Regions from separate parts of the Homo sapiens genome. Here region 2 is linked to region 1. Evidence: read pairs that join two places in POLR2A ChIA-PET (ENCODE). Cell type or tissue: OCI-LY7. All regions are shown on one strand.

Region 1 (4,000 bases):
ACTCAGGAGTAGAGAAAATAAAATAAATATATGGAGGAGTACAGGTAGAGGCAATAAAGAGCATGGCTTATCTATTTTCTCAAGATTTAGGAAGCACTTGAAGGCAAAACTCACAGACAAGCATTTTAAAAATCCATAACAAAGGCTCCTGCTTCTTAGCAAATACAGTGGTCCTTTCTGGCTGCAGTAATCCTGCTGGATTTCTTAGTAGAATATAAACAGCTTAACCTAGGCATAATCAGGGAGGATGCCACCTACCACGCTCTCCATATTATACTTTTATATAAATTTAGTAATTCAGATTAAATAAAAAGATTGATGAATCCACTCCTCTGCTCCTCCACCACCCAAAGAGAAACAATACTAGAACTCAAACTCTAACAACCAAACTAAGGAAAGTGTTCCACCTAGAGACTGTTTTCATGAGTCAAAGTGGATGAGAGCTCATCTAGGAAATGAATATTATTTTAGCCTATCCTTGCAAGTTTGTATTAAAAAATGAAGCAAAAGGTATTGCCCCTGGTGTAATTAACAATGTTAATCTTCTTTTTCCTGTCTATGGTGATAAAGCAGTCATTTTTATATTTAATTAATGCAGAAGATCATTTTGGAAACTGGCTAATGAGCCTCTGATCACATTACCATGAAAATGTGCATTAACATTGCAACTGAGGAGGCTGTTTCATGTGTAGCAAATCCACTTTGTAATTAGCCCACTGTGAAATGAATCACGTCAGGGGGAAATCTGAGGGAGCCAGTAGTCAGTGGGCACTTGGCTACTGCTGTGCCATGGGCCACCAACATCCCAAGCATCGTCCTTCATCAGCAATCTTGTCTAAGAACAAATGTAGCACTGTGTCACCTTTGGGACAAACTGGAAGAAGGGAGAAATAAACTTTATTTTGCTAGATAAGAAATTCGAACTTGAGCATACACTCCCAGGGGAACCTCCCCCAATAAAACAGTAAGTTAAGAAAATTCTGTTAAAACTATAAAGGCTCAGGATCTAGTTTTCTTATTTGTATTCCTAAAAGCCCTCAGATACACATAAAAGAGACATCTAAATTTATACACTTTTTTCTAGGTCACCTACAGTTGTTGTAATAAGCTCTCAAAATTAATTTCTAGTGCTAAACAAACAAAAACCTTATAAAAAGGATCCAATAACAAGTGGTAAGAGAATTTCTTTATCTCCTGTTTCAGCCAGGACATAGCATATATTTTTTCCTCATGTAATACAAAATTACTAGGTCTTCCTCTTAAACCAAAGCACAAATTCTCAATTCATCCAATAATTTCCTATGGCTAACAGGATTTGGCAGGAAACTTCTCCTGTCTATTGAAAATAACTGAGATCATAGACCCATTAAACCCCAATATTTATGCAGACAATGATACAATTGATTTTCAAATGTCAACAGTATTCCAAAATGAAAGAGATATCTCAAAATATTACAGACATGGATCTCAGTGCTACTCCTGTTATGTGACTGACATCTTGGCAGTAGATACACAAAATGTTAAAAAGAATCCCACAGGAAGTCATCTGAAGGGGGAGTGGCAAGGAAGCTGAAAACTGCCACCCAAAACCAAAATTAAAAGCCCCAAACCAGCAAGTCTGCCCTCAATTCTGAAATGTACTGAAAGAAAAAATAAAGCTAGCCAGAATTCATTTACCGTCTTTCAGACAAACACAAAGCCTGGCTCTTAGTTGCTGGTATCAGACCCTGCACTCACCTGGGAAACTTCATACAGCAGTTTGTAGTGTTCCTCTCTTTTCTGAAAAGTGCACAAATTGCAGCCCATTCTAAGAAGCAGAGAGAGAGAGCAAATCTTCTAATTTCCCCAGAACTGAAAGGCAAGTGAACTGAAAGGGAATCACCCTCCAGACTTGACTACTGTTTTTCATCAGTCACTTCAGTCCAGAAACACAGACAAACCGCTGTTAGCTGGAAGCGTAAGCCAGAGTGGTGTGTAGCAGCATGCTCTTCTTCGCTTTCCCTAAGTATCTTGCACTCACGGATACACACACAGAGTTTCCAGTCAGTTCATGGCAACACTCCCCCGTCTCTGCATCAGTGCACATGACTACACAGATTCCAGCTCATGAATATTAATAGTGCCTCATTGATTATTTATGACAGAACATGTTAGCAGGGAGGGGTGTCATAGCTGCTGCTGATGACAGATGAATATTCACTAATTAAGAAGCAAATGTAGTGTGGTTAAACAAAATTCACTTGTGTCAATACCATCTCTGTTTATTAAGGATAGAGGGGTTGCATATAGGGCATTTGAAAAAAAACATACACTTAATTTCTCCATTGATATAAGCTTTTAATATGGGAATAAGAAATTCAGAAACAGAAATATACTTAGTTTACATATCCATGCTCTGCAACAAGAAGGAGAAATATTTTTAGCATTATTAAACCTAGGGGAAAATGAGTAGGGATAATTATTTACATTTATAAAATAAACACAGAAGCAAAGGAAATTTGGGGGGGTGACATGGAAAAGGAAGAGAAGGCAGGGGCATCATTCAGTTTTAATTCTGATACTACAAAAATAACTGAATAGTTCATATGTAAAGACCATTACTTACTAAGGAGGAAATAAGGGATATTCTCTTAATTCTAAAGAATATTTAGCAAGTATTAGCAGATGATACTTGTACAGATAATTAATATTTTAATTAGATAATGAAGGCCCATCTATTGAGTATATATTTGTAGCATATAACGCATGTAGATTTGTATTCAAAAAGTAGATCAACACAATGCCTTTTCTAAGAAAAATTTCAAATGCTTATAGTATTTATGCTAATTTTATTAAAGTCATATATAATATTTTACAAAGCTGATACTGGCAATAGTTAAACTTGAATGTAATGCACAATGACTCCATTTATGATTCTATATTTAGAGTTCATAATGATCAAAGGTGAACAGAGACTTAAAAACTAAGCTTAGATGTTTAGATAACAGAAGTAATGCATTTCATTTCACACTCTTGCAAATACATGTGTTGTATTGCAAGCTGGCAGTTTTTGTCCCTTAAAGATATACTACAAACAGCTAAAGCAGATAATAAAAGAAAATTCCTTTTGTTCCCACACTGACTTATCCACACCCTCTGCTAATTAAGAAGTATGTCCTTGTTCCAGCACATCTTTAAACCGGACAGGATAGCAGGTGGGTTCCAAAGCAAAAATAATTACTTGGAAACTGACGACTCTGGTTAGGAATTACACTGGATCTTGAGATTTTTAATTGCTTATCACTGACGAATAGCTACGTTTTGGGGTCCAGTTTCCTAAAAGTGCTTTGTCACATGTTTAGAATCGATAACAGGAAATGATTCTAATGAGCACTAATTGTTAACAAATTGGCTTTGCAACTAGCAACACCTCAACACCAGCAAGTAGCAAGGAGATGAACAATCATCTGCTGCTTATCAGTTGTTTCCCTTGGGATGTAATAATCCGATTTTCTGGGCCTAATTTCACCTAACAGCCTGGATGAAAGCCAAGCTGAGAGACCTACATGAAAGTGGCATCATAATTGGGAACAGTGTGTGTGAAAAAAGTTCTCCAGGACTTCTAGCAAATTAGAAACCACTTGTAGGAGATATTAATTTTAGGACTTGATTCCTCTATGGAAAGAATGTTTTCAAAAAGGTATTTGAAGTGGCCTTTATAAAAATTCATGGTGGCCACAAACATAAGCAATCTCCTTCTTCTCAGGTGCAACTGTAAAACATAAATGTCTGATGCTTTTGAAAGTTTTAACTTCTCTAAGCCTCTATATCACTTCCCATGAAGTATTCTCATGCTAGAGTTCACATCCTCAAAGCAAACATTGACTATTTCTTTGAAGGATTCTAAATTGCTGAGTTGTGGAAGAATTATTGATTCTCAGATGTTCATACTCTGTATTTTATTTTATTTTATTTTACTTTTTTGAGACAGAGTCTTGCTCTGTTGCCCAGAGTGGAGTGC
Region 2 (4,000 bases), 97 kb before region 1:
TTCCATCCTTCTTTCACACATACATAGCCTTTTCTATTATCAACATCCTCCACCAGAGTAGCATATTTGTAATAGTTGATAAAACTACATTAACACATCATCATCTCTCAAAGTCCATGGTTGATATTAGGGTTCACTCTTGGTATTGTACATTCTGTGGGTTTGGACAAATGTATAATGGCATGTATCTACCATTATAGTATCATATGGAACAGTTTCACTGCCCTGAAAACCCTCTGTGCTACACTTTTTCATCCCTTCTGCCACAATATCCTCTGAAAACCACTGATCTTTTTATTTTCTCTGTAGTTTTGCCTTTCCATGTAGTTGGAATCATACAGTATGTAGTCTTTTTAGACTGGCTTCTTTCACTTAGTAATGTGTATTTATGTTTGCTCCATGTTTTTTCATGGCTTGACAGCTTATTTCTTTCAGCACTGAATGATATTCCATTGTCTAGAGGTAAACCTAGTGCATTTATCTATTCACCTACTGAAAGACATCTTGGTTGCTTTCCTGTTTTAGCAATTAAGGAAGTAGATTTTAACCTTGAGCATATTTACTGATTTAAGTGAACCTCAGCCTCAATGTTGACAGTTTCATAGGGCATGAAGGACAGGAGACAAAGCCCATGGTATAGAGTCTAATAGGAGACCACGAGAATGAAGCTGGGAACCCGACGGCTATACTCTTAGTGAACAAGAAACACACAGGACCCCTCCCAAGGGATTGTAAAGAAAAGTGTTGCCTTAGTCCATTTACACAGCTAGGACAGAATATCAAGACTGGGTAATTTATAATACAAATTAAAAGAAGTTTATTTGCCTCATGGTTCTGGAGGGCTGGGAAGTCTAAGCTGGAGGGGCCAGCATCTGGTGAAGAACCTCATGTTGCATCATCCCACGGTGGAAGGGCAAAGAGAGGGCAAAAGAGAGACAGAGAAAAAGGGACCAAATGCACCATTTTTTAATGAACCCACTGCTGTAATAACAAACCCACTCCCATGGTAAGAGCATTAACGCATTTGTGAGAACACAGCCCTCATGGTCCAATAGCCTCTCATCAGGTCCACCTCCCAATACTGCAGTATGGGAGATTAAATTTCCAACACATGCTTTTTGGGGGACACATTCAAACAGTAACAGTTGCCTATTATACATTTTGGCCTGAGTGAAAAGGAAAAAAGTCTCACTTGAGAATGTACCAATAATAAACTGGGCCTTATGGAAACCTCACAGAAGTTTGCAGTTCAAATTCACACTAACTTGTGAATGTGTCTAAAATAGTTCAAGCTGATAATTAAGCTTAAAAAACTCCTAAGAGGGTAATATCTTCAGAAGTCTGGCAGAAACAAACACACTTTGTAACCAGAAACCCAGGTCAAAGGGTCCCAGAGATAAAGTTAAAATGAGCTTACAGTCAAATTTCACAAAATACACAAAGAAACAACGCATCATGAGTGAGATCCAGCAACAGAAAAAAGTAGTTGCATAATTGCAAAGCCATTAGAAATATACAGAGATTTAACATAACAGAAGAAATATGAGAAGGGATTGCAAATATAAGTAAAGAGTTAGTATAAAAATAACTAACATGAAGAAAGAAGAATTTATAAACATTAGAACTGTAACAATTGAAATGAAAATTTAATGGATGCATTTAACCACAGGTTGGACATACCTGAGGAGGGAAATTACTCAACTGGAAATTAGTGAACTAGAAGGTAGATTAGACAGAATTATCTAGAATGCACACAAAGACACAAAGAAATAAAAACTAGGAGATAGTAGTTAGGAAATATGGAGATAAAGACAGAATATTGTGTAACTGATGAAAAGTGCTAATCCACAGATGCAGAAATAACCTTCTTCACTATGTATTGTATTTATATTATGGATCAGTAAATACATGGTGGAAAGATATCTTTATTGTGCTGAGACAAAACATCTGCAAACCTAGAGTTCTATACCTAGGGAAAAGATCTTTTTGGAACAAGGGTAAAGTAAAGATATTTTCAGACAAACAAAAAACCTAAGTATTTTGCCAATAGCAGACTGTAACTAAAGGAAACTTTAGGAGATGTACATGGATGGAGCTGGAAGCCATTAGCCTCAGCAAACTAATGCAGGAACAGAAAAACAAACAATGCATATTCTCACTTATAAGTGGGAGCTGAACAATGAAAACACATGGACACAGGGAGGGGAACAACACACACTAGAGCCTGTGAGGAGTGAGGGGAAGGGGGAAGGGGGAGCATCAGGAAAAATAGCTAATCCATCCTGGGCTTAATACCTAGGTATTGGGTTGATAGGTGCAGCAAACCACCATGACACATCTTTACCTATGTAACAGACCTGTACATCCTGCACTTGTACCCCGGAACTTAAAATAAAAAAAAAAGTTAAAAAGAGATGTGCAAATTCAGAAGATAAATTCAGATGGAAGGTCTGTGGTTTAAAAAGGAACGAAAAGCAAAGAAAATCTAACCAAATCTGGAATGTATATAGCAACTTATAATGAGTATAATAGCTTAAAAAGTTAAAATAATGCCAGAAGGAATTTAAATGCTTATGAAGGTAACATATGAATCAGCCAGAGAGTGGATACAATTTAAGTGTTCCTGACTCCTTTTATTGTTTAAGGAAAGTAAAAGAATTAATTAATTTTGAAATTGTTAAACTCAAATTTCTAAGATAAGCACTAAAAGAATAGAAATAGTATATATTACTTCTAATTCAACAGAGAGAAAAAAAATTGGATGAGAAAAATAGTCAATCAATTCACATAAAAGATTTTTAAAAAGGGAAGAAGAAACAGAAAAGGCAAAACAAGAGAGGCATAGTATGATGTAATGTAATTAAATACAAATTTGTAAATAGTTATAAGTAAATAATTATAAGTGTAAATAGAACAAAAGATAGAAAATGACAAAATGGAAATGTGGACAAGAACCACCACCACTTGCAAAGCAATAATAATCCAGCTATACAAAAAATGCGTAGGAAACACCTGTAATTAGAAGCTTCAGGAAGTTAGAAGAAAAACATCTAAAACACAATTCAGAAAAGTTGAAAGTAAAATATTGGTAAAAGATACGCCACAAAATACTTAGAGAAGCTGGTATAGCTATATTTTCAAATAAAAAATACTTTTGGACAAACAGCATCACAATAAATAATGAGGGTTACTAAATTTTTTAAAAAGTTAAACTGAGGCTGGGCTCAGTGGCTCACGCCTGTAATCCCAGCACTTTGGGAGGCTGAGACAGGTGGATCACAAGGTCAGGAGTTCAAGACCAGCCTGACCAACATGGTGAAACCCTGTTTCTACTAAAAATACAAAAAGTAGCCAGGTGTGGTGGCACTCGCCTGTAATCCCAGCTACTCAGGAGGCTGAGGCGGGAGAATTGCTTGAATCCGGGAGGGGGAGGTTGCAGTGAGCCAAGATCGTACCACTGCCCTCCAGCCTGGGGGACAGAGCGAGACTCCATCTCAAAAAAAAAAAAGAAAAGAAAAAGTTAAGCTGACCAGGAAGAAATAAATATTTCTGAACTTGGATGTACCTCAATTCATGATCCTGAATTGTAGAAAAAAAAATGACAGAATTAGAAGTAGACTTTGACAAATCTATTAACATAATGGTAATTGATAGATCAATTAGGCAATACACTTTAGCATGTAGATGATTTGAACAATATGATTAACAGGTTGATCTAATGTATAGTTATAGACCATTATCCCCAATAAATGCAAAAAATATATATATTTTTCAAGCATGAATTAATCTTTCATGAAAAATGTTCTCCTCAACATAATAATAGCAAAAACATTACATTTAATTTGTACTAGGCAGTGTTACAAGCAATTTAGAATACATTTAGTCCTCACAACAATTCTAAGGGTTTGGTATATAAATATTCCCTTTTTATATATGAGAACGCTGAGGCACAAAGAAGTTAAGTGATTTTTCCAAGGTCATACAATCCAAAAATGGAAGA

The links. Peaks named below come from ENCODE experiments on the same cell type or tissue, not always from the same donor. Only the 100,000 strongest peaks of a DNase experiment are listed, where the experiment ranks them.
Region 2: POLR2A ChIA-PET joins it to region 1 with 6 read pairs; 2 of 35 experiments call an interaction of 5 or more read pairs at or near these places.

Annotation. Positions count from the first base shown.
Region 1 is chr12:41,435,751-41,439,750 of GRCh38, reverse strand. All of the region lies in intron 3 of PDZRN4 (PDZ domain containing ring finger 4), which reads right to left. Among named protein-coding and RNA genes, the nearest start is that of PDZRN4-AS1, 25 kb to the right of the region's middle. In OCI-LY7, CTCF peaks have their summits at 205 and 412; DNase peaks (open chromatin) are centred at 400, 1,590 and 2,060; H3K4me3 peaks cover 2,636 bases; H3K27ac peaks cover 2,491 bases.
Region 2 is chr12:41,532,689-41,536,688 of GRCh38, reverse strand. The region is part of intron 5 of PDZRN4 (PDZ domain containing ring finger 4); the gene reads right to left. Among named protein-coding and RNA genes, the nearest start is that of PDZRN4-AS1, 120 kb to the right of the region's middle. In OCI-LY7, no CTCF peak of the experiment used is centred here; no DNase peak of the experiment used is centred here.